Regions from separate parts of the Homo sapiens genome. Here region 2 is linked to region 1. A link is a loop called in an ENCODE intact Hi-C map of the cell type or tissue named here. Cell type or tissue: dorsolateral prefrontal cortex. All regions are shown on one strand. Links, peaks and the distances in the headings refer to the core of each region. The heading gives the core; the rest is flanking DNA. Region 1 overlaps FRMD5 (FERM domain containing 5). Region 2 overlaps FRMD5 (FERM domain containing 5).

Region 1 (16,031 bases), core at 7,715-11,714:
TGTTATTTTTGGAGGTTTTTAATATAATTGTGTACTTTCATCTGACAGTTTTACAAATTTTGTAGGATTTTTTCCACAGTTACCCTGTAGTGTTTATTGCTATTGTAATTGGTTTTTTTTAAAAAATTACATTTTCTAAGTTGGTTATTACGGTATGTAAGAGAACACTGTCAGTTTTTACAAGTTGATCTTATATCCAGCAACCCTGCTGAATCCTCTTTATTTTAATTGTAAATTCTTTTGGATTTTTTTTTTTTTTTTTTTTTTTTGAGACAGTCTCACTCTGTCACCCAGGCTAGAGTGCAATGATGTGATCTTGGATCATTGCAGCCTCGATCTCCTGGGCCCAAGCGACCCTCCTACCTCAGCCTCTTGAGTAGCTGGGACCACAGGCACGTGCCACTGTACCCAGCTAAATTTTTTTTGTATTTTTTGTAGAGTTGGGGTTTTGCCATGTTGCCCAGACTGGTCTCCAACTCTTGAGCTCAAGTGATCCACCTGCCTCGGCCTCCTAAAGTGCTGGGATTACAGGAACGAGTCACTGTGCCTGGCCTTTCTTGGATTTCTTATGAGAGCAATGATAGCATGCAAATAATGACATTTTTGATATTTCTTTTTTAATTCTTGTGCCTTTTATTTTTCTTCTTGCTTTATTGTATTGTCTGGGACCTCCAAAACAATGTTGTTTAGAAGTGGTGGTAACGGGTATCTTTATTATCTTCTTGACTACCCCTCTTTACACGTTTAGTTGTATTTTTACAAAGTTTTTTATATGGTAATTTCATTGTTGTTCAGTTTTAGTATTTCATAATATCTATTTAGATTTCCTCCCTATGAGTTTTTCTAGTACGTTATTTTCTCTATATATGATTATTTCTGTTTACTTTTTATTATTGATTTCTAATTTGCATTGTGCATAATGTGATTAGTATATTATTCTTAGAAATTAGTTGATACTATCTTTGAGACAATAGTAAATTTTTATAAATGTCTTATGTGCTTAAAGCCACTGTATATTCTTTTTCTGTTTAGCACAGTTTTATATCTATATGTGTGTATATATGTATACACACATATATGTATGTGGATATATACATAGACACAGACATGTATTGCATATGTGTATATATTTATGTGTATATATGTATATGTATAAGATCAGACTTACTGTTGTGTTCAGATTTGCTGTATCCTTGGGGAATTTTTGTCCATTTAGTCTGTGAGTTTCTGGTAACACAGTATTAAAGTCTCCCATCATGACTAGTTGTGTCAGTCTCTCCTTATTAATTGTATCTGCCATTGCTTCATATGCATTTGAGAGCTTATATTATTAATTGTATACTTTCATTCATTATAGCTTCTTTGAAGAGTATTCTTTTTTATCATTATGTCATGTCTTTTTTTTTTTTTTTTTTTTTTTTTGTAGAGACTGGGTCTCACTTTATTGCCCAGGCTGGTCTCCAAGTCCTGGGCTTAAGTGATCTTGCCCCCTCAGCCTCCCAAAGTGCTGGAATTACAGCATGAGCCACCATGCCTGGCCTGTAATGTCTTTTTTTATTCCAAATTTGTTTTTTATCTTAAGTTCTATTTTGTCTGTTAATGTTGTTATACCAGCTTTCTTTTGCACCTTCCTGATATATTTTTCACTGTCTATTTTCAAACTTTCTGCATCATTTTGGCTTAGACATGTCTCATAAGCAGTGTATAGTTGGATTAAAAAATTATTTTTGTGATTTTTTTCTTTTTCTATTCTGGCTTCTCAATAAGATTTTTTTTTAACTTAGTCTCATAGACTCTGTCTTTTAGTAGATGAAAGAAAGTGTGTGTGTGTGTGTGTGTGTGTGTGTGTGTAGAGAGAGGGGGAGCTATAGATGGTGTTTCTGTTCTTGTAATTGTTATTTCTAAGTTTTTAACATTCATAAATAATTATAAAAATTTCTATCAAAATTTAAAAGGATCTTAGTGTATTTGAACATCCCCTTTTCCTTTCTAGTTCCGCTTTTTAAAATGGCTTTACTGAGATACAATACACATACTATACGATTCACCCATTTAAAGTGTACAAGTCATTTTTTTAGTATATTCAGAATTGTGCAACCATTGCCACGATCTAATTTTACAACACTTTTGTCCCCTTAGTTTTGTCCCCCTTAAAAGAAATCCTGTGCTCACCAACAGTGCTGGCCTACTCCCCACTCTCTTTTCTGTCGCCCCAGTCATAGGCAGCCAGTAATCTACTTTCTGTCTCTTTAGATTTGTCTATTCTGAACATTTTATGTAAATGGAATTATATAATCTGTGGCTTTGTTCCTGGATTCTTTCACTTAGCATAATGTTTTCAAGGTTCATCCATGTTGCCACTTTTCTTTTCATCATAATCACTTTTAATCATAATTTATTTATAATCTGTAATTGGTTGCATTTGATAATAAATTTTATCAGTTTCTGTGACCACCAACCTGTCTTGCTTCCTTCTTTGGGCTCTTCTTTCTGAAGTATATTCTATGATATATCAGTTCTTTACTAAGAGTCTGTTAGTGTAACATGGTCATTGTAGGTTTTAAAATGTTTTTATTTTGCCTACATTCTTTATGATGGCTTAGCTGGGCATGGAATCCTAGCTTGAGAGTTCTTTTCTCCTAACATTTTAAACTTATAACTCCACTATCTTCAAGGCATCCATTATTGCTGATGAAGTGTTTGCTGTCAGTCTAATTGTTGTTTTTTGGTAGGTGATATTTCTTTATGGCACTTTGATGTTATGCAGTTTCACTATAATATGTCTAGGTGTGATTTATTTATGTTTATCCTGATTGGTACTGAGATTGCACTTTGAATCTCTATGTTTTATGGCTATTTTTCCTTTATATCCTTTGAGAATTCTAAATACTTATTTTAAGGTCATTTTCAGATTGTTTTATTATTTTCATTTTGTCTTGAGTGAATTCATCTACCAAATAGTTGATTTTATTGGTAATCGTGGTGTTAATTTTTTTCATGTATTTGGAATTTTGGCTTGAAAGCTTAACTCGAATGACAGTTGTTAACCAATATCATCATATCCTACCCAGCCTATCAGTTTTGTGGTTGCCTCCATCTGGTTCCTGTAGGTAACTCAGATTTCTGATCATTGTGATAATGGTAAATAGTACATATCTAGCCACTGAGCTAGCAAGTGGCTGGCTTAGATTTTGGTGCCTCCTGCCTGTTTTATTGTACAGTATGACATAACTGCTTTTTCCAGTGTCATTTCTGGAGTGCTGCCCACTTCCTGGCTTTAAGCAATGTGCCTGGCCTCAGTCCCCTGCCTTAAGTGAGACACCTTAAATTTTCATTGACCTACAGAAGTTGAACTCCTGACCATCTTTGCTTGCTTTCAGATATGGAACCCATTAGGCTTCACTGACTGCTTTCTGTTTCTGTTCCATTTATAGTCCTTGGAAATATTTATTCTAAATAATTACTATCATATAATCATATAATTTATTGTCATTTTGATGGATATGGCATGTATGATAGATGGGCTAATTTAGCATCTGTTTTAACCTCCTTCTGGTATGCCTTCCTGTGCTACAGTGACTGGAAAGTAAAAAGTACTAGTTAGGCTTCCTTACCTCTAGAGTTCCTGATATGATTCCGATTCCATTAATCATATTTACTTGCATGAGATTTGAATTCAGAATTGAGTCAGTGGGGAGAGGGTGGTAGGGCACAGAGCATTCATTTTGCTGATGCAGATCCAGTGGTTTGGCGTTTACAGTGTTTCTAATCCCCAAATTGCAGCCATGGGCTGCATTCCTCAGAGCCAGCAATTCTGGTGGGAGCTTATTGATCTAACTGAAGCTAAGGCAGTATGTTCTTGGAGACAGCAATCACACTGGTGGCTACCGAATTCCTGGACTGTGGCTAAGGAGGTGTGATCCTGTAGCCAGCACTTGGCACAGGAGTGCCTTGCTTCCTCAAGCTTTCCGATGGTGGCAGAGGTGGCAGTTCCTTTGGCAGGCCAGTTCTGTGTGGATTCTGAGTTACATTCCTTAAGGTCTAGCTTATAACCTCCTCCTCCAACTCTTACATTTATTTTATTAGCATCTAAGTGTTAGCACCTAAATATTAAATCTGATCCTGTTTAAAATATTAGAGGTTTTTTTATACCTGCAATTGAACTCTAACTAATATGGCAGCTATAATTTTCCTTTTTTAAGAATTTTTTTAATTTTTTATCTATCGCTGTTGTGTGAAGGGTGCAGGAGTTTGTATGTGTTGGGGTGTGTGACCTCAAAGTATGAACCTACACAGCCATTTTAACAAGAATTATCTGTTACTTATATTGTTTTTCAATTTCAAATGATTTCGTTTTGTTCCTTGGTATGTAAAACCATTATTGATTGCAAGGTTGTCTCAACCATAACATTGCAAAACTGAAATATAATGGCATGTGTTACCCTAGAAGAGGAGAAAGAAGGCAGTGTTTATTAGGATTTTAATGCAAAGTGATTGGCCTAAGGACATTTGGAAGATGCAACACATTTTTCTACCACTGCAAGGTAATAAAGGGTTGTGTTCCTTGACTATGATGAATTAATATGATCAAAAGTAGAAAATATCAACTAGCTACAAATAAATCTTACTCTCCCTCTTTTCTTTCTACTTTTATATTTTATCATAGCCAGTTTGTGACTTATGTGCCTAGAGAAATAAAGTCCTTCTCCAGAATTTATAGAATAAAAATATTAACTCTAGCCATCTTTGTGAAAGGGTTCTGGGATTTCTGACATTCCATTTTTATTAAAATATTATTTGCACCTGATAAGAAAAGTTTTATTTCAGGCCAGGCACCGTGGCTCACGCCTGTAATCTCAGCACTTTGGGAGGCTGAGGTGGGTGGATTGCTTAAACCCAGGAGTTTGTGACCACCGTGGACAACATGGTGAAACCCCGTCTCTACCAAACAAAACAAAACAAAACAAAAAATAGGCAGGTGTAGTGGCTCACCTCTGTAGTCCCAGCTACTCGGGAGACGGTGGTGGGAAGATCTGGGAGGTGAAGGTTGCAGTGAGCCAAGATGGCGCCACTGTACTCCAGCCTGGGTGACAGAGCCAGACCTTGTCTCAAGAAAAAAGAAAAGAAAAAAAGGGAAATGTTCTATTTAATAATTTTCCTGGCATTACTTACTGCGACCCAAAACTTAACTGGTGTCAGATTTGTATTTTAAATAATATTATGAATATAGTTCAGGAAATAAGCAAAAATATCCTGAAAATTTTATGCGTCTACTAACTTGTCTCCTTGTTGCCTTTGATTTGTAGTTTTTTTTTTTTTTTTTTTTGAGACAGAGTCTCACTCTGTCTCCCAGGCTGGAGTCAGTAGTGCGATCTCGGCTCACTGCAACCTCTACCTTCCGGATTCAAGCAATTCTCCTGCCTCAGCCTCCTGAGTAGCTGGGACTACAGGTGTGCACCACCACGCCTGGCTAATTTTTGTACTTTTAGTAGAGATGGGGTTTCACCATTGGCCAGGCTGGTCTTGAACTCCTGACCTTGTGATCCCCACTGCCTTGGCCTCCCAAAGTGCTGGAATTACAGGCGTGAGCCACCATGCCTGACCCAATTTGTAGTTATTTAAAAACTGATGTCAGAGTCACAACACAGAGAAATGTCTGTAATATAGTAAAATCTATAATAATTAGGCAATAAAACATGTCTATGTTATAATTGTAACTGAAAAATCAGGTATGCATAGGAATAGGTACTGTAAGGAAATATGAAAAAATTGGAAACAGCTGATGCTTTCTTAGAGGAAATAAAGCCAGTGGGGCTTGTTTTGTTCATAGTAGGCTTGTTTTGACTCCTAGTTTCTGAAATTTGCCTTTCCTTTTCTCCATTTGTGAAAACTTAGAAAAACATTTAACTCCAGGCTTCTGGCACTACTCTTGTTTTTTATAAGTTGTAAAAAATTATTGAGGGTGGTTGTATGAACCACACATCTTTACATTTTTTCAGTACTCTGAGGTATAGTTTGTATAGATTTGGGGATTCAAACTTTTTTAGAAATGAGAGTTCATTCCTGTCCTGAACTTGTAGCCTCCTAGCAGGTCCGTCTCCTTTCATGCTTATCCCTCAATAGTCTCTTTTCTACAGTAGCGAGAGTAACACTTTCAAAGTATGAGTCAGATCTTTCCACCTATTTCTTGTTGCTCTTTCCTTGTTCCCTCCATTCTAGCCCTAATCTTCTTGCTGTTTCTCACATAGGCATCTTGCCAACTCAGGGCCTTTGCATTTGCTATCGCCTCAGCTTGCAGGGTCTTTCTCCCATGGGTTGCACCCTCATTTAATTCAGGTCTGCATTCAAATGCCACCTTCTCAGAAAGGCTATCACTGACTAGCTAAAGTACACCTCTCGGGGCTGGGCGCGTTGGCTCGTGCCTGTAATCCCAGCACTTTGAGAGGCCGAGGAGGGTGGATCATTTGAGGTCGGGAGTACAAGACCAGCCTGGCCAACATGGTGAAACCCTGTCTCTACTAAAAATACAGAAATTAGCCAGACGATAGTGGCGCGCGCCTGTAATCCCAGCTACTCGGGAGGTTGAGGCAGGAGAATCTCTTGAGCCTGGGAGGCGGAGGTTGCAGTGAGCTGAGATCATGCCACTGCACTCCAGTCTGGGTGACAGAGCGAGACCCTGTCTCAAAAGAATAAAAATAAAATATACCTCTCTATCCTCTTACCTAGCTTTATTTTTTAAACAATTACCACACCCTTATTCTCCTCACTTTCTATGCCTCTAAGAAGCGCTGTTAATATTGCCCTCCATATTTTTCATGAGCCTTAGCTCATTTTGGGCCTTCACCTTCCAGATATTCTTTTGTAAGTATTTGTAAAGCTGGACGTGGTGATGCACACCTGTAGTTCTAGCTGTTCAGGAGGCTGAGGCAGGAGGATAGTTTGAGCTCAGGAGTTCCAGCTATGACTGTGCCACTGCACTCTCCAGCCTGGGCAACAGAGTGAGACCCTGTCTCAAAAAAAAAAACAAAGTATTTGCCAGTCTTTTGCATGTCTTGCTTTGGCCATCTGATTATTTTCCATCTATCTTTTGAACACATCTTTTAAAGTTTGGGTGCTTCAGAGAGTTCCTTGACCATCCATATTGGCTTATTTAGAGTTCTCTCCCTTTTATTCCTTTTCTTTTAGTTTTGATTTTTTCAGCCTTCTAGGGCTAAAATTATTATTATTATTTACAATCTCTGGACATTGGCTTATATCTGATTCTTCTCTGAACTTTTGTAATCTATTATTAAAAACTTTAAAACTCTTAAACTTTAATATGTATGCCTGATATGACCAGTGTTAATTTTTTGTGTGTGATTAAATACTTGAATTTTATATAGGCTTCTTCTTCTTTTTCCTAGAGTTTTGTTATCGTTACAACACCAACCTATTCTTTCTGGTTTGTCAGAATTAAGTTCTATTTAGCATCTTTTCTTTCTTTATTTTTTCTTTTTAAATAAGTAGTTTTAAAGATTCCTCACAGACATAGTTAAGAATTCTATCTTTTTTCAGTTTTTTTTTTTTTTTTTTTGAGACAGATTCTCACTCTGTTGCCCAGGCTTGGAGTGCAGTGGTGCGATCTCAGCTCACTGAAAGCTCTGCCTCCCAGGTTCATGCCATTCTCCTGCCTCAGCCTCCCAAGTAGCTGGGACTACAAGCACCTGCCACCACGCCTGGCTAATTTTTTGTATTTTTAGTAGACACGGGGTTTCACCGTGTTAGCCAGGATGGTCTCGATCTCCTGACCTTGTGATCTGCCTGCCTCGGCCTCCCAAAGTGCTGGGATTACAGATGTGAGCCACCGTGCCCGGCCTTTTCAGTTTTTTATAGTACTAAAATACATATAAAATTTGCCATTTTAATCATTTTTTTGTTTTGTTTTGATTTTTTTTTTTGAGACGGAGTCTCGCAGTGTCGCCAGGCTGGAGTGCAGTGGCGCGATCTCAGCTCACTGCAATCTCCGACTCCCTGGTTCAAGGGATTCTCCTGCCTAATCATTTTTAAGTGTCATCATTTTTAAGTTCAGTGGTATTAAATACATTCATGTGGCTGGGCATGATGGCTCATGCCTGTAATCCCAGCACTTTGGGAGGCCAAGATGGGCGGATCACAAGGTCAGGAGTTTGAGACCATCCCGGCTAACGTGGTGAAACCCCATCTCTACTAAAAGTACAAAAATTAGCCAGGCATGGTGGCAAGCACTTGTAGTCCCAGCTACTCGGGAGGCAAGGCTGAGGCAGGAGAATTGCTTGAACCCGGGAGACGGAGGTTGCAGTGAGCCAAGATTGTGTCACTGTACTCCAGCCTGGGCAACAGGGCGAGACTCTGTCTCAAAAAAATAAATACATACATACATACATACATACATACATTCATGATGTCCAGGCATGATGGTTCATGCCTGTAAGTCCAGCACTTTGGGAGGCTGAGGCTGGAGGATCGCTTGAGTCCAGCAGTTTGAGACCAGCCTGGGAAATGTAGCAAAACCCTGTCTCTACGAAAAATAGAAAAATTAGCTGGGTGTGATAGCACATGTCTGTAGTCCCAACTACTTGGGAGGCTGAGGTGGGAAGATCACTTGAGTCCAGGAAGTCGAGGATGCAGTGAGCAGAGATCATGCCACTGCACCCCAGCCTGGATGACAGAGTGAGTTTCTTTCTCTAAATAAATACACACACACACATTCATAATGTACTACCATCATCACTATCTGTCCCCAGTAACTCTTCTCATCTTGTAAAACTGAATCTCTATACCCATTACATCAGAGGTCCCCCAACCCACGGGCCATGGACTGGTGCTGATCTATGGCCTGTTAGGAACCAGGCCACACGGCAAGAGGTGAGTGGTGGACGAGCAAGTGATGCTTCATCTGTGTTTACAGCCACTCCCCATCGTTCACGTTACCGCCTGAGCTCCGCCTCCTGTCAGATCAGCGGTGGCATTAGATTCTCAAAGGAGCGTGAACCCTTTTGTGAACTGCCCATGCAAGGGATCTAGGCTGCGCACTCCTTATGAGAATGTAATGCCTGATGATGTGTCACTGTCTCCCATTACCCCCAGATGGGACCATCTAGTTGTATGAAAAAAACCTCAGGGCTCCTACTGCTTCTACATATGGTGAGTTGTGTAATTATTTCATTATATATTACAATGTAATAATAATAGAAATAAAGTGCACAATAAATGTAAAGCACTTGAATCATCCCAAAACCATCTCCCGCCCACCTGTGGAAAAATTGACTTCCATGAAACCAGTCCCTGGTGTCAAAAATGTTGGGGACCACTGCATTATACAATACTTCTCCATTTTATTCTCCCACCACACTCTGGCAACCACCGTTCTACTGTCTGTCTCTATGATTTTAACTAGTGTAAGTACCTTATATAGGTGGATTTATTCAGTATTTCTCTTTTTGTGACTGGCTTATTTAACTTAGCCTAATGTTTTCAAGGTTCATCTATATTAGAGCATACGTCAGAATTTCCTTCCTTTTAAAGGCTGAATAATATTCCATTGTATGTATATCCCACACTTTGCATATTCATTCATCTGTTGATTGACATGGGTTGCTTTCATGTTTTAGCTATTGTGTATAATGCTGCTTATGAACATGGGTATACAGATATCTCTCTGAGACCCAGTTGTTTTGAGTATACACCCAGAGTAGAATCTTTGGATCATATAGTAATTATATTTTGATTTTTTTTTTAGGAATTGCCGTATTGTTTTCCACAGTGGCTGTATCATTTTACATTCCTACCGTTTATAGGGGTTCCATTTTCTCCATATCCTCACCAACACTTGTTATTTTTTGTTTTTTTGATAATAGACATCTTAGTGGGTGTGAGGTAGTATTTCATTGTATTTTTTATTTGCATTTTCCTAATGATTAGTAATGTTGAGCATATTTTCATGTACTTATTGGCTATTTGTAGATCTTCTTTGGAGAAATGTCTAAAGAATTACTTTTTTGATACTCATTTGAATGAAAGTGGATAGCACTAACCTTGGCAGCACAGTAAGATTTGGAGATTTTATAAATGCAATTGAAGGATTAGAAACTGTTAGGCTAGATAGCCTTTGAGATAAAGTTTGGATAACTATAAGGCTAAATCCTGGCTTGGATTCATCCTTTGGTCAGTAGAGGTCATCTGTGTCAAAGAAAACAAATTATTTATTTATTTACTTATTTTTTGCTACTGCTATTACTGTGAAATTACTAGTATATAAATAATAATTTCTTTTAATGTAAACACCAACTAGTTTATGCTAAGCTGGCTTCTGCTTGCCAGAGTCAAGGTTGTAAGTAAATCTGTAAATCTATGCATTTTGTGCTTTGAAGTTCTAATGAATGAAAGTTCCACAAGAGATGCTATGCTTTCTCCCTCTTACTTTTTTCCATTTGTTCCATACAACTGTAAACAGGTGCTGCCCTGTAATTTGTAACTATTCAAGTTTGGAAGAAATATGTACCTTCTGAAGTGCTAAGCATACAAATTCTTAAACAGGTTTTATAGTTCTAGTAGATAATAACATATTATGGAAAGACTTGCTCCAGAGTCATTTTTTAGAACTTTGAAGAAGGTTCACTTTGCCTGGACTGCAATAGATTTATCCTTTTTCTTATTAGTTATTCAGGGTCACCTAAAACTAAGCTTTACTAGTGAGCCAGGTGTCTCACTTGGAAGTTCCCTGGAATAGTAGAACTGAAGTGTAATCTTTGGAAAAAGAGTTGGAAAGGAATGCCATCAGGGTCCTGGGGAAGGAATCTAATAGACTTTGCCACCGTGGGGAAAAAGGCCATGAAGGCGAGGCAGAGCTGTCCCAGACTAGTGGGCGAATCCTCTTGCCTCCAAGGATTGGCGGGGATGTCAGTCTCTCATGGTCCTCACCTTGCACAGGGTAATAGATGTGATAATGGTGACGAGTGTTAGCAACCTGCTGAAGCATGATGGGTTTAGAGGGGAGAGGGTGGTTATAGTATTAGTGCAGCCCACCTGGAGGGAGCGCCATTGACCACAGGAATCACCAAGCAAGGTGCAAACCATCCCAGCATCTTTTAAGAGAAGGAAGAGGACACTGAGTTAGGGAGAGTTGACATTGTAAATGTGGACATTGAGGTCCTTGGTTGGCCTTCCCCAAGCTGATGTTCTCTGGGAAACAGTGGTTATAAAAGTTTGCTGACCCATGTGCTTTGCCTGGGGCTCATTTGTTCCTTGCCAGAAGTCAATCATGGGAAGGGTCCTAGTTACTAACCTGAGGAACTGCTGCAAGTGAAAGCATCTAGAATGACTTTTCTGTTGGAAGAAACAAAATGACTGTGAAAATTGGAGAGGAAAAGGCTCTTCCTTCTGTTTTGGGCTCTAGTTAGGTCATTTTTGTGATGTGGACGGCTGTTAGAAGCTTCACTCTAAAAGCCTATCCTACAGTATCTCTTGATGCCCTTGGAAATGACTTTAAGCTGTCTTTCCTAGTTTGGAGTTAATGGGATATTGAAGCAGAAACTGAGTTCTAATATCTGGGGACTGCAGAGAACCTCTAAGGATTACTTTAACTTTTTGTTTATTTTAAATTAAAAAAAAAGTGCCTCTGAGATATAGATGACAGGATAAAGACATAATCAGAGGAATTGCCATCACTCCTCACTGGATTCTTCAGAAACAGGACAAAGTTGTTACAGTTCCATAGCCCTGGGATAAAGTCTGTGATTCCTTTGCTTATTACATTTTTGGGACAATGCTTCTTGCAATTCTAGAATCTGACTTATAATCAAAATGGTCAGGTTTTAGGTTTATGAAATGTTTACTAAGTATACAAAAGTTGGGTTTTGGCTTTAGAGACAAAATTATTTTTTACTAGATGGAGTTTCTTGAATTGACTTTAAAAAATAGCATGTAAGCAAGGGATTTTTTTTTTCATTTTAGATTGGGGAATCATAAGAGCTTTCTGTACATGTTTCCAATATAATTGACATTGATCCTTAAGGGCTATTTGGATTAAGGTTAGCCTGTAGTCTCAGTTTTTGTATTATCTCTTTCAAAGTAGGACTTGCCTGAGATTTTATAATGTGGAAATGTTTTATGCCCAGTGCTGTTGACTGTGTAAAGAGCTTCAGACCTCCACTAATGTTGTACTCCTAGCTGCTGTTTGGTTAACACTGCCTACCTTCTCCAAAAGTAACTCATTATATATGCCTTCTCTCCCCACTCATGCTTAGGGACTTCGTACCACATCATTCTGTGTTGTTTTTTTTTCTTTTTCTTTTTTTTAGCTCCTTTAATTTCCCTATTTCTATCCTTGTTCAAATCTTAAAAATTCAGTCTTAATTCCTTCTGATTCCTATCATCTTCAGTTTAAAGGAAGAATGATGTTGAGGGGATGGTAGAAGAGCTCCTGAAAGTAGTCATATTATTTACTGTATGACTATTTTATTTTTGAATAATGGTACCAGTTTGCTTAGGTAAGCACATATCTAGGAATACCCTAACCTACTCAATGATGAATGCCAATATTGAAATCCTAGTGATGTATGCCTACCATATATCTTAATCAGCTTCATAATCCCATTTCTTTCTCAATGATACTACTTTGTGAAACTTAATTTATTTTTATTTATTTATTTTTTTGAGATGGAATTTTGCTCTTGTCACCCAGGCTGGAGTGCAATGGCATGATCTCGACTCACTGCAACCTCTGCCTCCCAGGTTCAAGTGATTCTGCCTCAGTCTCCCCAGCAGCTGGGATTACAGGCCTGCGCCACCACGCCCAGCTAATTTTTGTATTTCTGGTAGAGACAGGGTTTCGCCATGTTGGCCAGGCTGGTCTTGAACTCCTGACCTCATGTGATCCACCCGCCTCGGCCTCCCAAAGTGCTGAGATTACAGGCCTGAGCCCCTGTGCCCAGTGAAACTTAATTTCTTAACTCATGAGTGCTAAATAGTATGGATATAAAAATAGTTGCTCTTTTGGGCATTTTTTGAAGATTGCTTTTTTTCTCAGAAGCTTCATTGAAATGTAACTGCCATGATTCTGTCTGTACGGTGGGGGCGAAATTTTACCTTCCTCTCTCTTGGCATAGCTGCTAAATAAGTTAAATAATTAAAAATGGAAGCATAAGCAAAAGGGAAAATGTTGAAAAGCCAGATTGCTACAGCTGCCTCCTTCACGTTACTAAAAGTTTGTTATCTTAGAATATTATCGACATCTGCTGGGTTATTTATTTATTTATTTTGGAGACAGACTCTCATTTTATTGCCCAGGCTGGAGTGCGGTGGTGAGATCACAACTCCCTGCAGCCTCAACCTCCCAGGCTCAAGCGGCCCTCCCACCTCAGCCTTCCAAGTAGCTGGGACTACAGGTGTGCCCCATGCCCAGCTAATTTTTGTATTTTTTTGTAGAGATGAGGTTTCGCCATGTTGCCCTGGCTGATTTCAAACTCCTGAGCTCAAGTGATCCTCTCGCTTCAGTTTCCCAAAGTGCTGGCATTACGGGTTGTGAGCCATTGCACCCGGCCTGGTTATTTTTATTAATAAATATAATTGAGGGAAAGGAGAGCCAAGAGCAATGAAGTTGAGATTGTACAGTAGTCATGGAAGTGGGGAGTGGTGATGGATAGTCATTGCTTTTCAGTTTCTGAAATGAACACTGAAGACTCCAGATTGAGATCTGGGTATAAGTCTCTTACTACCTTCACAATAAAAAAGCATTTATTAGGCTGGGTGTGGTGGCTTACGCCTGTAATCACAGCACTTTGGGACATCAAGGCGGGCAGATCACTTGAGGTCAGGAGTCTGAGACCAGGCTGGCCAACATGGCGAAACCCTGTCTCCACCAAAAATACAAGAATTAGTCGGTGTGGTGGTGAATGTCTGTAATCTCAGCTGCTTGGGAGGCTGAGGCATGAGAATTGCGTGAACTTCCTTGAGCCTGGGAGGTGGAGGCTGCAGTGAGCCGATATTGCACCACTGCACTCAAGCCTGGGCGACAGAGCGAGACTCCATTTCAAAAGAACGTTTATTAAATGACTATATGAAACATGTTCTGTTCTATAGAATACAGAAAGATTGTTCCTCTCTAGGTGTTTATTATTTAAAGTGACCAATTGCAGAATGAACATTCATTAGGATCAAAGTACTTAAAAAAGTATTTATAGTTCATGAATGTAGCAGTGCCCAGTGATTGGTATGAGGGAAGTACATTAGTTTAATTAGCTTAACGTTCTCTTGACTGGACTATTCCCCTTACTTCTAGTTACTTGGGAAAGTTTTTATGAAGGAGACTAATTTCCAAAGTTATTTAGGCAATGACAGGTTGGAAGATTGGTCAGCTGAGAGTGGGAGGAACATAACGTATGAGAGCCAAAAGGAAGGGTGGAACAATGGGCTGGTAAAGAGAATGAGGACTAGATAAATTCTAATGAGGGAAGAGTCTAGGGCCTATGTGGGAGAGTATGAAGAGTAGAGGGTCCTTGGAGTGTGGCAATAAGAATGTGAAACTCAGATTGGAATTGGCTCCTGGTCAAGAGGATGGTGTGATGTTTCTGCAAAGGTTTATGGCAGGATCATGTCATTGTGGATGGAAGAGAAACTCAGTGTTTTTTAGATGCTCACATTTTATTAGGAACTGCATGATACCCATAGTCTCTAAAACTGGCATAACACAGATCACATACAAACTTAGATTATTTTAAAGATTTATTGTATTAGTTCATGCATTTCAGCTTTTTCTAAAAATGAAGTTTGATCTAAAGTAATTACTGTGGCAAAGAAGAAGGTTAAATCTATGGAAAGTAGCACCTGTCATAGGGAAATGCCATTATCTCAAACACTTTGAAGTGCCTGGATTTCAAAGCTGTCAGTTGGAGCCATATTTCTTGAATCTTTTTTTACTCACCAAGCTGGATTGTGTCATTTTAATGTGGTAACATATATAAGAGAAAAGGAGAAAATGATCCTGGTACTGATTATCTCTTGGGAGGAGGTTCAGAGAGGTGAATTTTTAATGAGACTTTGGTGTTTGTCCAGCAGAATCATTGCAGTAGCTGACTTCACTTATATTGGTTTTTTTGATACTATCTGATCATAACTCTGTGGGAATTTCTTCAAGTGAAAGGTAATTTATAGAATTTACCGATAAGACTACTTACATTTTCAAAAGCTTTTTATTGCTTTTAGATAGACTCGGAAAAGGCTAAGATGTCCTGGGCTTCCCTGTCAATGTGCTTCCCTGAAGTCAGTGGTGGCAGGGTAGCAGAGTCAATTCTACATGACAGTAAAGGAGGACTACTGTGGCAAGATTGGTGATGAGTGCTGTATTCAGTGATCATTGACACATTAAAAATACCACAAGAGGTCATAAAAATGATGTCGGAATTTGGAAGACTGTTAAGAAAAACTGATTTTTATTATCTTCTTAGTCCTCTTTTCTTCTTCAGAAATAAGAGTTTTTATTTTGTCTGAATGTCAAATCACAGTAGTTAGTATTCATCAGGCCACCCGTCTCATGTCTAAGAATTTCATGATCTCAGAAATTGTAGCTGAGGCTTTAGCCTCAATTCCATAGGCCCTGAGGTAAAGCAAAGGAATTTTAAAATCAGCTTTAACCTCAGCATTTAGAAAGAAACTGGAATAAATCATCTAACGTTTAGCTTGGTATTATGTGTAAGAGCACAAGGTACTATGGTAATAATCAGAATGGCTCTGAAAATCAGCCATGTCAGATCTATTTCCTGTTCTTCTCTGATAGAATGAAAGACCCATAGATGAGGATGAAATAGTAAATTATTATTATTATTATTATTAAGAGATGGGGGTCTCACCCTGTTGCCCAGGCTGGAGTGCAGTGGCATGATCCTAGCTCACTACAGTCTCAAATGCCAGGACTCAAGCAATCTTCCCGCCTCAGTGTCCTGAGTAGCTGGGATTATCGGCATGAACCACAATGCCCAGCTAGTTATTCTTTCCTAGTTTTAGTAAGGTTTTGATTT
Region 2 (16,031 bases), core at 4,646-8,645, 57 kb before region 1:
AGGCAACGGCAGCGACGGGGCCGGGGTGATGGTGCAGGTGCCTGGGGTCGGTGCGGAGCTGCCGGGCTGAGGGACGCCTGGTCCAGGGTCCGCAGCGCCGCCGCGTCGCTCCCGGGCGGGCGGGCGGGAAGATGCTGAGCAGGTTGATGAGCGGCAGCAGCAGGAGCCTGGAGCGCGAGTACAGCTGCACCGTGCGGCTGCTGGACGACAGCGAGTACACCTGCACCATCCAGGTCAGCGCCGCGCCGCCCCGCCCCGCCCGCGGGACCCCCTTGTCCCCCAAGTCTGGTCAACTTGGCCGGCGGCGGCCGCCGCCCAGGGGTCGCCCCAGCCCCAGCGCCGTGCTTTGTCCGTTCCTGGTTGCGGCGGACCGCCCTAGTGCAGGGCGTCTTCACCGGAGCCCCTGCCGGAGCCCTGGCACCCGGTGTGTCACCGCCGCCGCGGGGCGAGTCTCCGCGTCCCACACCCCTAAGTCCTACCCTGCTCTCCCTGGGTGAGGGCGCCCCGTCCTGGTTCCTCGAGCCCGCCCGAGTAAGGTGCACCTTTCCGGGGCGCCCGGAGGGAGGCGGGTAGGGCGGTAGGCTCCTAGCCCGGCCGCCCCGTCGGGGGCGCAGGCTTTGGCTCTCTGCCCGGGCAAGGACGTATGGCTGGCTTTTCTTATCTTTCTTGGGTTGGAAGGATAATGGTTTATGTCATAATTCCTCCCCCCACCATTTGTGAGTCAGAGCTTTCAGAAGGTAGAACTGAACGCGCAGCCCATGCGGAGTGGCCTATTGAAGGAAGCCCAGTCCTCTGGGTTTTAGAGATTTAGGCCCCCTCCCGCCTTTTGATCCCCAAATTTTATTGTGTTGGGCGGTTCTAGGGGACGTGAGGTAAAGATTTAGCAACAAGTCCCAGCGATTTGGGGCTTGGAAGTGGCCAGGAAGAATCGGCGACTTAGGAAAAACGCCAACAATACGGTAATGCTCAACAGCATTTCTTTCAGAACCTGGTATTTTTGAAGGGATTTTTACAACCTCTTGCTCATGTTCCTTCGCTACTGCTGTGTGCACGTCAGGAGTAGTAGTCTTTCCCGGGAATGCAGTCACAGCCCTCTCTCCTCCCTTATGAAAAAGTCAGAGATTGAAAACATTGACAATGCTCCCGTGTTTAGTTCATCAGCCAGGAGGATCCTGCGCTCATCGCCGGAAGCTGCTCTTTGTGGAGAAGCTAATTGAGCTGGACCCAGAGGGGTCTCACCTGATCCTTTGCCTTTGCAGCAGGAAAACAGGAGGAGGCTTCTGGCTCAGATGTGACAGACAAAAACTGTCGGCCTGGGTCCTACCCTCAGTGTCTTCTTGCCCCCCGCCTCCTTATTTATTTATTTTTGCTGACAGTGCTCAATCGCGGAAAATAGCGGTGTGTGAGAAAGACACTGGGTAGTGTATGAGAGCAGCTGGTCTCTGCTGACTCCGTGCTCAGTTCAGCCTTCTCCTCACTTTCCCTTTTCTCCCTCCCCTCGAAACCAGCTCTGGGCATAAGTGCTGACTGCTGCCAAAGATCCATGAGGGTAGAGAAAGAGCACAAAATCTCTTTTTAAGGCTACTTAAATACAGACTAAGCAGTCATAAAGATGCTAGCCATCAAGTGAAAGGATTTTTGTAGTTGAATATGATAGAGAGATGCTCTGTATTATTTCCTTGCTGAATGAGTGGAATACTACTTTTTGTTCCTATTGTATCATTGTGCCATGTCCAGTTTTTTTTTGCTTTTTTTGTTTTGCTGGGGTATGAGAATACATTGAGTTGATATCTTCACCATTTGAGTATATTGTCTAGAGCTTTTTAAAAGTCTTTATCCTTTTGTTTTAAAATTTAAAGCATTTATCCAATAGCATATCAAGGGGAGTGTGAGATTTAGACTTTATAAGTCCTAAGAATACTTTTGGGGTATGTGAAATAATTTCCGAGGCAGGTCATTAACTTTTGCCAAGGTGTAGAATACAAATAAAACACAATTCACATCACCATTTCGCTAGAAATGATTGTTAACCTTGTGGTTTTAAAGTATTGCAGTGAGGCAAATAGTTATTTTTTTCCCAGTTAGTGGAACCTTTGAGGTTGCTTGATTGGTATTATAATTGTGGGTAGTTTTTATTACCATTTAGAAAAAAAATATTTTTGAGTTAAATAGGACTTATTGGATTTGTGCTTGCTATATCCCACTATAGCTGTACTTATTTTCCTACTGCTCTCATTTTACATTATTACAATTTAATTTTATAAAATATCTAGGCCACCTAAAAAATTAAGCTTGGTGTAATATGGCCACACTGTAGTAAGTGTCCACTGTCTAGACATGTTAATGATTGTGCATTGTGATTTTTGCATGGAATCTAAAGAACACAGGGATTGTTAAGTATATGTAATGTTGTCATTCTTTGGCATCACTTTGGCGAATTGCTTTTGTTTTTACCCATGTGAGGAAATGTAGCAAAAAGACAGTATCTTATATGAAATTAACATTTTCTGCATGTAGCTTTTTTGAACATTTAGAAATTGAGCTTTTCTTATCAGCTTTTCCCTTCATGCATTTCTGTAGTGAGTGTGTGTGTATATGTGCATGTGCTTATTTGTTAAATACTGGGCATAGGATCTTTTAAATCAGTATGGAAAGGATCTGTGAACTTCTTATTAGGTTAAGCAATATTCCCAACATTTTAGGCATTGTAGCACTGTATATTTTATGGTGATAATTTGAACTCATTTTCCTTAAAGTGTTGTATGCCATATTTTTGTTTAAATAAAGTATCTATTTTAGAATGATTTTACTGCCTTAGCATAATCAGAGACTACTTAGGATATTACAGAATCAGAAATGTATCACTGGGTTGGAGTCATGATAGTTCCATTTGGTAAATTTCAGTTATAAGAAATTCTGTCAAAGTATTTGTCTATCCTTTCATAATGCAGCATTTATTCCGATCTGGCATTTAGGATGTAATTATTAAGGTAATGAAAATGCCTTATATCTTTTCAATGAAGGTTGCCACAGTTACCAGACTATTCTTTCACTCTTTCTGATATGCAAATGTATTTGTAGACCATGAGAAATGAAAGTATACATAGGAGGGTTGTAGTATAATTGCTCCCCTGTGAAGAACATTGTTAACAGCTCCCTGCCAGTTTTGAAGGTCATTTCCTCGTAAATGCAGATCTGGTCTACTCATCTGTTTTTCATTCATCTGTTTCATTTATGGAGATACATATATATATATATATATAATATATATATATATATATATATATATATATTTACCACATTTATCAGCTTACTTTGTTATTTGGAGAAAATAGGGAAAATTAAAAAATGAAAAGATAACTAATATCTTTGAACTCAGTATACTGAAGGAGTCATTTACGTGCTTAGGCATGTAATATCCTAAGGAATTTTTATGTTTTTAAGAAACGGGATCTTGCTATGTTGCCTAGGCTGGACTTGAATTCCTGGGCTGAAGTGATTCTCTCGCCTCAGCCTCCCAAGTAGTTGGGACTACAGAAGTGCACCACCATGCCCTGCTTATAAGGAATAGATTATTTTATTATTATTATTATTATTTTTGAGGTGGAGTCTCGCTCTGTTGCCCAGGCTGAAGTGCAATGGCGCAATCTAAGCTCACTGCAACCTCTGCCTCCTGGGTTCAAGCGATTCTCCTGCCTCAACCTCCCGAGTAGCTGGTATTACAGGCACCCACCACCATGCCTGGCCAATTTTTGTATTTTTAGTAGAGACGAGGTTTCACCATGTTGGCCAGGATGGTCTCTATCTCTTGACCTCGTGATCCACCCGCCTCGCCTCCCAAAGTGCTGGGATTACAGGCATGAGCCACTGCACCCGGCCAGGAATAGATTTTGAACTATCTTTCAGCTTATAATAGTTTATAAATTATGAGAATATATATTGCAACATTTCTAATAGAAATATGTGTTGAAAAAATACCTATTTTCAAGTCAGAAATGTTAATCAGTTTTTTGTGATTACTGAAAGGTGAGCTACTCTAGAAATGAATTTGATTTTACTGAGAGACATATTAAAATAATGGATTAAGCAGCCAGGTTAAATTGTGCAGTTAAATAAGATACTACCATAAATAGAATGTGTGTGCAGGGGCATTTCCATAGTATAACCAATATTTGGATTTGATTGTGGCTCAACCACTTAGTAGCTGTGGTAGCTAGGGTGAGAGAGGGAGGGAGAGAACAAATGTATTGAGCCCTGTGCTTGCCAGGCACTCTAGAGTTTATAATAGATTAAGAGAAAGCTATAAATCATAAACCCTAAGAATTATCACATCTAGTTCGATGCCTTACATAGTTTTAATTCAATAAATATTTGTTCTAATTTGTTTGTGCTACATGATTGCTATGTTAACTTCACTTCAAATTTTCTTATTCCTGAAAACAATAAACAGTTCTAACACCTGTATAACTCTTTATAGTTTTAATCCATTCCATTACAAACCGTTTTGCTGTGTGACCCCTCTCCCGGGTGAGAAGTACAGTATGTTAGTGTGGTATTTATGAGGTCTTTGAGGTATTTATGAAGTCAATTTCTGCAATTATCCTTTGTTGAATTAGTGGAGTGCCAGTTGGTATAGCTCCTATGACTTTTTGGTTTGTCTCTTAGGATTTCAAAACTTTCAGGTCCCCCTGCCTCCATCTCTGCAAGTTTAGAGGGCTTAGATCAAATGAATACTGTGTGATGCAGTACTTCATGGAGTGTTAGAGTTCTGCCAGAATTAGGATTTTGGATGTAGGGATCACCATAGCTACAGAAGTTTCCTTCACACTTTTCCCCTTAGTACCCCATAAAAGAGGAGACAGACCTCCTCACAGCCTCATTTTCTCACCTCTTGCTCCAAGAGGAAGTGGACCATGCTTCCCATCCTGTTTCTAGTTATATCTATTTTAAGTTGAATTCACCTTTGATAGCCTCATCTATAACATCCTGTCTGACTCTGCGAGTTGCTCGTCTCTCAAATGTGTCTAGTTAAGGCTTGTACTAAAGAAGTGAATATCATGGAGGATTGGCAGCAACCTTATAGCTTCTGTTTCTCACTTCTGTAGTGCCCAGGAAGGACAGTGCTGCTTTCCTGGAGGCCAGGTGATGGTTGTTGCCCCTGTTTTCTGGTCTTGACTTTTTGGGGCTTAGGCCAACCACCTCAGTGGTTTTCTTATGCAGCTGGGAAATTTGAAGGGTACTAAAGCATCTCCATTCCCATGTTGCAGGGAGAATGGTGTTTCCCCTAAGACAGCAAATCGCCAATTCATATGTCTATCCTAGCAAATGAAGCAGGTCTTCCATTCCTTTTTAAGACCCTAGACCCTGGTGACCAATAAAACTCTTTGGACTTTTGGCTAGACATGGTGGCTCATGCCTGTAATCCTGGCAATTTGGTAGGCTGAGGTGGGAGGATCACTTGAGATCAGGAGTTTGAGACCAGCCTGGTCAACATGGTAAAACCCCCGTCTCTACTAAAAATACAAAAATTAGCCAGGTGTGTGCTGTTACATGCCTGTAATCCCAGCTGCTCGGGAGGCTGAGGCAGGAGAATTGCTTGAACCCGGGAGGTGGAGCTTGCAGTGAGCCGAGATAGCACCATTGCACTCCAGCCTGGGTGGCAGAGCAAGACTCTGTCCCAAAAAAAAAAAAAAAAGTCTTGACTTTTACAAGCACTGTAAATACAGGTAGAGCCAAAGATAAACCAGGGGGAACAGAGGGTCTAAGTTCACATACTCCCAACCTCCAGTTTCTCCATCAGGCTAAAACTGTCTCAGAGAAATTTAAATTATGGACCTTTTGCCTCCCAAGGTCAACATGTGATCTTCATTATTGTTGTCAACATTTTGACCAAGATAGGCCCCTATATTGGTCTTTCAACAGTTGTAATTGTTGTATTATTTCTAAAGATTGTGTTTTACTTTTGTGGTCTTACCAACTTTCTAGTATCATATCCTAGATTTGGGAGGCAGGAACTTGTAAAGACTCTTAGGTTCAAATTCCCCAGGCTTTTGCCTGCTACCGTTAGACTAAACACAAACTTGTGTGAATCAAGTTCTCTAAAGAGATCCTTCCGTGCCATGCTCATGAAGGCAAAATAATTGGGCCACATGCTTGGCAACCACTGAGTTTGTGTACAATAGCTCCATTCACTTGTCTACAGAAAACACCCCTTTGACAGTGATTATAGCTTTCAACCCCCCACCCTTCCACTTCTGACTCCCCGAATTACCATGACCTCATCTGCTGCTTCGTATTTAGAGGTGCTCTGGACCACTCCAGAAGTGCCTAGAACTCATTCCTGTGTGTTAAAGATCAGTTCAAAGCCTCAGACAACCACTGCCCACCAAGAAAAACCATTCAAAATCAGGACCAAATCTAGCTATTCTTATGCCTCATTTGAGTCATTTTACTATGTCACAATTCAGGGGCCCTTTTCCTTCAGTAGAAATTGTGAGGCCTCTCAAAGCATGGAAAATGAAATAAGGGATTGGATAAAGCAGTGGTTCTCAAAGTATGGCCCCTAGATAGGCATTATCCATATCACCTGGGTACTTGTTAGAAATGCAAATTCTTGACCCCATCCCAGACCTAGTGAATCAAAAACTCCGGGGATGGAGTTCAGCAGTCTGTTTAACAAGTCTTCCAGGTGATTCTTAGGCTTGCTGAGGTTTGAGAATCACTACTACTGGGTTACAGAGATATTTAGTAGGTAAAATGGACAAGTGTTGATTGACTGGATGTAAAATGTGAGGGAGAGGGAGAGGTGAAGAAGGAATCTCACATTTCTAACTTTTGATTTATTCCTGAATTGTCTTAATAGATTCTCTTCCCTTGCAAGGTAAATGCTAGGTTGTCTACAGATATGCATACCTATTTTCAAGTGGGTAGGAGTCTAAAGATTCTGCAGTGCGTCATTATACCAGTTTGATGCTGTTGTATTTATTGGTTAGTATTTTTTGTCTCTCCTGACCTAAAAACAGTAGATTATTGTATATTTGTATATTTTTTAAAAATAAATTTTGTTCACAACTTGACGCACTAGGGGAAAGGAAAAGTCAAGGCCCCTGTTGTCGAAGGGCTTACAACTTAGGGATTGCAAACACGTAAATAACAAACTATAAAGCATCATGGAATTTGGAGCTAAGACAAGGGGATATGTTGTGGCAATGCAGATTTGGGTTGGAGTTTGGGAAATGGGGAGGGATTCCAAAATTAATAATTGTTTTTCAAAGGAGATGAAATTTGAACCAGGTTATGAAAAATTGCCAAAAGCAGGGCCAGGCACTGTGGTTTATGCCTATAATCTCAGTGCTTTGGGGGACCAAGGCAGGAGGATCCCTCGAGGCCAGGAGTTTGAGTCTATCCTGGGCAACATAGCAAGACCTTGTCTCTACAAAAAATTTAAAATTTAGGCTGGCATGTTGGTGTATACCTGTAGTCCTAGCTACATGAGGGGGCTGAGGTGGGAGGATTTTGTAAGCCCAGGAGTTTGAGGTTACAATGAGCTATGATTGTGCCATTGTACTCCAGCCTGGGCTACAGATGGAAACGCTGTCTCCTAAAAAAAAAAAAAAAATTGCCAAAAGCAAAAATGGCATGGGGATGCGTAAAGAGCATTAGAGGCTGAGTTAACAGCAGACTACTTCTAAGTGGAAAAGTTAAAAATGTAAAGTCTTTAGTTTTTTTCTTTAGTATGTTTATCTGACTTACTCTGGTATAGTTGAGTCAAACAACAGAAATCTGCTTGGGGAAAATTCCTGTCAGTAAATTTCAATCATACTTGACATGCAGAGAGGAATCAATCTAAACTAATAATGCATAAAGCTAGTGTTGAATTAAATCTAATTCTAAAATTGTATAACACAAATTAAGATTCTTCACAAAGCAATGGCATTATGTCAAGAAAAGGTGGATTCAGATTTCAATCTTCATTCTGTGGCTGCAGTAACTACATATGAATTTTATTTCCAAGAGGACTCTTCTCTTCAGGATCAGTTTAATCATCTGACAAAAAAGAGGGTATCAAATTGTAACATTTAGCCGATGTTTGAAAATCCTTTGATGAATACAGTGCAGCCCCAATTGTGCATTAACAGTTAAGAAATGTGACCCATGGAGTCCTAAAAGGCACATTTCAGCATCTCTGTTCCCAAACCTAAGTGGCCACCAAAAATAGCTTCTCTTGAGGACCGAGGATTGCGTCTCTGAATTCCCCAGTGAACCCCTGACAGCTTCGAAGTTCCCAGCCTTATACAGGGTGTACTTTTAGCACTCAACACAATGCCAGGCTAGAGCTTTGGGGATGGGAACCTCCAAGAAAGCACTGTTCGGCATTTGGGCAATCAGTGTTCGGCAGAATGCCAATGCTAATAGGTTATTTTGCTCTGGAAAAGGAGAAAAAGAAGGGATAGTCTAAAGACTGATGAATAGGGGATGACTGACAATACGGACACTCCACTTTATTGGAGAGATTAAGGGGGCTTGCTGTGAAGTGGTATTGTGGGAGCCAGAAAAATTAGCAAAGGCCCACAGGCCCAAGACCTGAAATAAATAGTGGTACATCAAACCCGCATGCCCTAGGGCACACTCAAATGTCTGGCCACTTTCAGTGAACTTGTAGCAGGAAAAAGCCAAATCATTAGGAACCCTCATAGTCTGGTACTCCATCCAGGCACTCCTTAGTCAGGCAAATTATCCTTCACCTCCAGACAGGTGCAGAGCCTTTTTTCTCTACACCCTGACTTAACCCAAGGGCCTGTAGTCTGGGCCTCAGTCTAATTTTGAGGATACTGAGTGGAAAAGTTGGCTTCAGGATTTCCAAAGGATTCCAAATACTCTAGGCAGGAGGTGCCACTAAGATTCTTGTTTTGTTAGACTTGAACCAAGCAGGTAAGAACATTGATCATAACACAAGAAAGGCCGGGTGCGGTGGCTCACGCCTGTAATCCCAGCACTTTGGGAGGCCGAGGTGGGTGGATCCCCTGAGGTCTGGAGTTTGAGACCAGCCTGACCAACGTGGAGAAACCCTGTCTCTACTAAAAATAAAAAATTAGCTGGGTGTGGTGACGCATGCCTGTAATCCCAGCTACTCTGGAGGCTGAGGCAGGAGAATCGTTTGAACTGGGGAGGCGAAGGTTGTGGGTGAGCCGAAATCACGCCATTGCACTCCAGCCTGGGCAACAAGAGAGAAACTCTGTCTCAAAACAAACAAACAGACAAAAAACACAAGAAAGCAGAATTAGTGAATTCACATAAGGATCTCATGTACTTCCAGAGGTAATTTAAGATGGAGAAAGCATCTAGCCTGCCCTCTTTTAGATTTTTTGCCTCTAGAGCATTTTTTTTTTTTTAAGATAAGAGTCTCACTCTGTCGCCCAAGCTGGAGTTCAGTGGTATGATGTCGGCTCATTGCAACCTCTGCCTCCTGGGTTCAAGCAATTCTTGCGTCTCAGCCTCCTGAGTAGCTGGGATTACAGGCATGCACCACCACGCTCAGCTAATTTTTGTATTTTTAGTACAGAAGGGGTTTCACCATGTTGGCTAGGCTGGTTTCTAAACTCCTGACCTTAAGCAATCCACCCGCCTCAGCCTCCCAAAGTGCTAGGATTACAAGTGTGAGCCACCATGCCTGGCCTTGCCTCTAGAAGACTCTAAAGGCCCCAAAGTTATTATGGAATTGGAGGTTTGTAGGTCAGAAGGACTCCATGGATTGGCAATGATGCCTGGAATGTTATAAGGCATATTAAGCCTGCAATTTCTCAGTATACACTTATCTGTCTAACAGAATAGCCCCTCAGCTCTTCGGGAGGCCATTTGGAAGTTATACTATCAAAAGAAATTTGGCTGTTGAGCAGTGAAACTCTGATAAAAACATAAGGAAGTCCCAGTACTGGAATGCAACTTCTTCAAACTATGCCCAGCTTCAGATTCTAGTACATGTGAAATAGGTTTTAAAAAAACCAGGAGAGGAGTTTGCTTGGTGTAGCTACAGAACATAAAACACTGAACCAACTAAGCAGCACAGCTAATCTGAAAACTTAATACTTTCTTTGCTTACTTTTAAATTTATCTTAAATAATTTTAAAAAGTTTGTTTAAATGAATAGCCACATTACAGACTGTACATCTATAAACTGTTTTCTAATTTTATGGTAAGGAGATATTACCCATATTCTAATTTGTAATATTGGGTATACTGGTCAGTCTGATTATTTTTAAAGAGACAGATATAATGATATACTATCTTGCTGCAAATGAGATCTTTCAGTGTGTCATTATAAAATATTATGGACTATTTTTACTAATGATTTATCTCACATAAGCTACTTTCTGGCTGAAAGACAATGACAAAAGAAGTGGAAGAATTTTACTTTTTTTTCACTTTCTGAATTCCACAATTTTATTTCTTGCCATCTTTCCTGAACAAGATAGCCCTTCTGTTCATCTCTTATTATCTCCTTTGCTTTATGCTAATTTATACTATTAGCCTCTCATTTAATAGAGTCTTTTATCACCATTTCTAATTGCCATCACTGCTTAGTTATACCTTTGCTGGTAAGATTCTTTGTGTGATGGTCACACCTTCTCTTGGTAGTGAGAGGTATTAAATAGGTGCATTCATAGTGTATGTAAATGTACACTAAGGCATAATGTGATATGTGTACTTTAAGTTCATTTTTAAACTTAAGAGTGTTGTATATTTAGTTAATTGAGGCAGTACAAACAAATGGAAATCTGTATTGTATAAAATGACATCTTGAAACTCCAACCTAAAGATTCCTGAAAACCTTGGGCTTTAGCTGGATTGGTATTATATGTTAAGAGTTTTCTATTAACTTTTTTTGGTAATAATTTCTTAATGGATTAATAGACCCAATGTGACTCTGTGTCTACTATGTCTTCAGGTCTGGTGCTTCAGGAATGGGTAGACATGATGGCAGGAGGTGGACTTTCCATGGCCAGTAAAGCCTTACTTTAGACAGCCGAAGTTAGAGTGGAGGGAGAATTAAAATGATTGACTAAATGGAGAAACAAAAGATCAAAACAGAGAAACAGAGGGGTTGGAGTGAGAGCCTTAAGCAGAAATACCTGGACGAATCTGGAGGGAGAATCTGGAGAAGCAGGTTGAGGATAATGAAAGAACATTGGAGATCTTTTTTTTTTTTTTTGAGACGGAGACTTGCTCTGTCGCCCAGGCTGCAGTGGCGCAATCTTGACTCACTGCAACCTCCGCATCCTGGGTTCAAGTGATTCTCCTGCCTCAGCCTCCCCAGTAGCTCGGACTGTAGGCTCAAGTCACCACACCTGGCTAATTTCTGTATTTTTAATAGAGACAGGGTTTCGCCATGTTGACCAGGCTGATCTCGAACTCCTGACCTAAGGTGATCCACCTGCCTCAGCTTCCCAAAGTACTGGGATTACAGGCCTGAGCCACCGCGCCGGCTGAGATCTATTTTTTGTTGTTGTAGCTGTGTGTGATGGTAGAGGCTTAATGGTTTAAAGGAGCCCTCTGGGCCTGGCCTCCATGTGGGGGTGACATTTAAAATATTCAACAATCAATGAGTCATAGTGAACACCTCACTGCACAATACTCTGCCACAGTGCACTGGTGCTGGGTATAGAACCCTCTGCTGGACGGGCCACTAACTATTTAGTGCTGACCACATTCTATTCTCTGGCTTCCCATTTGCCCTTGCCAGATGTGGGGACCAACTTGTGTAGGTTTTACCTTCCTGTGGAGTGGTGGGCCCATTCACATCTTTCACATGTTTCCCAAGTGCACCTCTAATATTTTATCTTTTAAAAATCCTACATGGTTTTCCCATTGCCTACAGGATAACAGGAGCGTTTTAGCATGGCACAGAAGGCCCTCCATAATCTCTCTGCTACCCCCCTTTCCAGCATTGTCTTGTCTCATCTTCTGTATGCACCTTTTCTCACTGCATGGATCACCAGCCTTCTTGTTCCAGGGTAGACTCCCTCCCCATTGTTGCTGGGCAGTGCCTTGGGGGACTTATAGCACTTACCATATTGAAATGTGAGTATTTTTGCCAGAACAGTGGCTAACGCCTGTAATCCTAGCACTTTGGGAGGCCAAGGTGGGCGGATCACGAGGTCAGGAGATCGAGACCATCCTGGCTAACATGGTGAAATCCCGTCTCTACTAAAAAAAAAAAAAAAATTTAGCCTGGCGTGGTGGCAGGCGCCTGTAGTCCCAGCTACTGGGGAAGCTGAGGCAGGAGAATGATGTGAACCCGGGAGGCGGAACTTGCAGTGAGCCGAGATCATGCCACTGCACTCTAGCCTGGGCGACAGAGCGAGACTCCGTCTCAAAAAATGAAATGTGAATATTTTCTCACATGTCTGTCTCTCAGTGTACTGTGAACTGTTTGAAGAGCAGAGATATCTTTGTACAGCTAGTAACTAAGGTGTCACCAAGGGGCTTAATATATGTTGATTGTAGATGTGTATGAATAAAAGTATTAGCTCTGAAAAAATGATTATTAAATAATGCAAATGGGCCTGATGCGGTGGCTTACACCTGTAATCCCAGCACTTTGGGAGGCCAAGGTGGGTGGATCACGAGGTCAGATCGAGACCATCCTGGCTAACATGATGAAACCTCGTCTCTACTAAAAATACAAAAAATTAGCCAAGCATGGTGGCATGTGCCTGTAGTCCCACCTACTTGGGAGGCTGAGGCAGGAGATTTGCTTGAACCTGTGAGGTGGGGGTTGCAGTGAGCCGAGACCGCACCACTGCACTCCAGCCTGGGTGACAGAGCGAGACTCCGTCTCAGAAAAAAAAAAAAAAAAAAAAAGAAAAGCAATGTAGGGCCAGGTGTGGTGGCTCACGCCTGTAATCCCAGGACTTTGGGAGGCCAAGGTGGGCAGATCACATGAGGTCAGGCATTCAAGACCAGCCTGGCCAACAAGATGAAACCCTGTCTTTACTAAAAATATAAAACTTAGCCAGGCATGGTGGCGCACACCTGTAATCCCAGCTACTCGGGAGGCTGAGGCAGGAAAATTGCTTGAACCTGGGAGATGGAGGTTGCAGTGAGCCGAGATCGCACCACTAGACTTCAGCCTGGGCGACAGAGTGAGACTCCGTTTCAAAAAAAAAAAAAAGCAAATGTAAAGTTACCTATAGCTTGAGCAAAATAGGTGAAAAAATGAACCCATCATGTTTTCTATTTTTGAGAGTTATGATATGGTGATATTATTTGTTTTGTTTTGTTTTGAGACACGGTCTTGCCCTGTTGCTGAGGCTGGAGTGCAGTGGCATGATCTTGGCCCACTTTACCCTCGAACTCCTGGGCTCAAGCAGTCCTGTCTCAGCCTCCCCAGTATCTGGGACTACAGGTGCATGCCACCAAGCCCAGCTAATTTTTAAAATTTTCTTTTGTAGAGACAGAGTCCTGCTATGTTGACCAGGCTGGTTTCAAACTCCTGGACTCAAGTAATCCTCCCACGTCAACATCCCAAAGTGCTGGGATTATAAGTGTGAGCCACCGTGCCCAGCTTATGATGACTTTAAAAGGTGGTTAGTTAGTGGTGAGGGTTGCACAACTCTGGGAACATACTAAAAACCATTTAATTGTATACTATAAAATGGTGAATTTTATGGTATGTGAATTAAATTTCAGTGCTAATGTAAATTTCCTGGTTTTGATAACATACTATAGTTATGTAAGATTTTACCACTGGGGGAAGGTGGGTGAAGGGCACATGGGACATCTCCTTACTATTTTTTGCAATTTTGTGTATCTATAACTATTGCATAATAAAAAAATGTAAAAAGGTTAGGATGGGCACAGTAGCTCATGCCTCCAACACTTTGGGAGGCTGAGGCGGGAAGATTGCTTGAGTCCAGGAGTTTGAGACCAGCCTGGGCAACATAGTGAGACCGCTGTCTCTACCAAAAATAATAAAAAAAAAAATTAGGTGTGGTGGCATGCTGCTGTAGTTCCAGCTACTTGGGAGGCTAAGGTGGAATAATTGCTCGAGCCCCAGAGTTGGAGGCTGCAGTGAGTTGTCATCAGACCACTGTACTCTAGCCTGGGCAACAGACCAAGATCTGGTCTTAAAAATAAAAAAAGTGATTAAATTAGTTTTTCTAACCAAATGTGTTTATGATTAAGTTTGGGTTTATGGTTTAGAATTGCTATAGAATGTTTTCTCACTTGATTAGAGATCCAGTTACTTTTTAAAATTTTATGTCAATATTTTATTCTCAAGTATCATATGTCAAAACCTATCTACTTATAAATAATCCTATATAATTATCAATTATAATCTAATAAAAAGATAAAAGTTAAGGATTTAGAAATGGTATCTTGGCAGTATTTTTCTTTTTTTGAGATGGAGTCTCACTCTGTCATCCAGGCTGGAGTGCAGTAGCAGGATCTCAGCTCACTGCAACTTCTGCCTCCCAGGTTCAAGCGATTCTCCTGCCTCAGCCTCCTGAGTAGCTGGGATTAAAGGTGCCCACCACCACGCCTGGCTAATTTTTGTATTTTTAGTGGAGACAGGGTTTCACCATGTTGGCCAGGTTGGTCTCGAACTCCTGACCTCAAGTGATCCGCCCATGTTGGCCTCCCAAAGTGCTGGGAATACAGGTGTGAGCTGCCGCGCCTGGCCAGTATTCTTTTTTTACATCCTTTCTCTGTAATTCTTTGTTCCTTTAAAAATAATATTTCTGACATAATTACAATTAAAATGAAGGTACTGATAAGTTATGAATATTATGACACGGTGCCATTTTTGTGTCTTAGAGAGTTATTTGCTATAAAGTCCATATTACATATCTTTAATTTGTAATATATGTTAATTGATTAAAAAATTATTGAGTTCTTTGTTCCAGGCTCTGTGCTAAGTGCTTTATATGCATTCTTTCATTTAATCTTATCTATAAGATAAAAAATGATATTGTCTGTAATTACAGATGAGTGCAATGAGGCTTAGACAAGTGAAATAACTTAATGTCCCAGGAGTAGTAAGTCGGGAAGCTGGGATTTGAACTTACATCTGTGTGACTGCAGAGTTGTTTTCTTTTTTTGCCTTTTTTGCCTTTTTTTTTTTTTTTTTTTTAAGAGATGGAGTCTCACTATCTTGTCCAGGCTGGAATGCAGTGTCTGTTCACAGGTGTGGAGCACAGTGCACTGCAGCCTTGAACTCCTGGCCTCAAATGATCCTCCCACTCCAGCTTCCGAAGTGGCTGGGATTATAGGCACACACCACTGTGCCTAGCTACAGTTGTTTTACTTCTCTCTGATGATAACTTGGAGTGAATTGAGAGAACTGTGTTAAATGCCTGGCACTGATTATCTTTGAGACCTTGGTCAGGTAACTTAATCTCTAAAATTGCAATGTAACCCTCTTATTTGCCAAATGAGGAGGCACAAATAGATGATCCCGCCAGCCCCTTTTAGCACAGATGTTCTGTAGTTCAAGAAATTTATCCTTGGCTCTATAAGTTGTTTGTTTAATGTGTGTGTGTTCCCTCTGTGAAGGATATTATTTATAAATACAGATGTTCCTTTTAAAGAAAGAGATGTCAAAGGAAGAGCTTGGTGACTGCTTCCATCTATGATCTGGTCTTTGAGTTTGCAGAACACAAAATACAGCTTTATATGCTCATTCAACTGATTTCAGGTTCTCGGGAATTGATTCATGCTAACCAAAATTGTAAGAGCTTTTGTTTTTTATGTATAATCCAGAATCTTAGTTTGTCAATTATAATGGAATAGTGAATACTGGTTTCTGCCATTGTAGGCACTTCTTTTAGGATCAGAGACTTTGGAAAACCAGATTAGAAACTATTTGGAAGGCAAAGGGAATCAAGTGGGTTTGAGGGGTATTTTTCAGATTCAAAGTCTTATAAATGATCTCTGTTCTGTAGTAGAGTTCTAGTAATTATATTTGGAATCAGTTTTCTTTCTCCTTTAAGTAGTAGTTACTAATGGCTGGTAGTCTTCTCTTTTTCTCC

The links. Peaks named below come from ENCODE experiments on the same cell type or tissue, not always from the same donor. Only the 100,000 strongest peaks of a DNase experiment are listed, where the experiment ranks them.
Region 2: it touches region 1 in a loop (3-fold over the local background); 5 of 110 quality-filtered maps call a loop at or near these places.

What each region holds. Positions count from the first base shown.
Region 1 is chr15:44,125,119-44,141,149 of GRCh38, reverse strand. The region is part of intron 1 of FRMD5 (FERM domain containing 5); the gene reads left to right. Among named protein-coding and RNA genes, the nearest start is that of FRMD5, 62 kb to the left of the region's middle. In dorsolateral prefrontal cortex, for the core only: a CTCF peak has its summit at 10,179; no DNase peak of the experiment used is centred there; H3K27ac peaks cover 1,857 bases.
Region 2 is chr15:44,179,155-44,195,185 of GRCh38, reverse strand. It overlaps FRMD5 (FERM domain containing 5), which reads left to right. Exons shown (of 14, transcript NM_032892.5): 1 at 1-233. The coding sequence starts at 132. Among named protein-coding and RNA genes, the nearest start is that of FRMD5, 8.1 kb to the left of the region's middle. RefSeq lists an enhancer at 1-31 and silencers at 365-414, 525-584. In dorsolateral prefrontal cortex, for the core only: no CTCF peak of the experiment used is centred there; DNase peaks (open chromatin) are centred at 6,175 and 8,356; H3K4me3 peaks cover 2,266 bases; H3K27ac peaks cover 4,000 bases.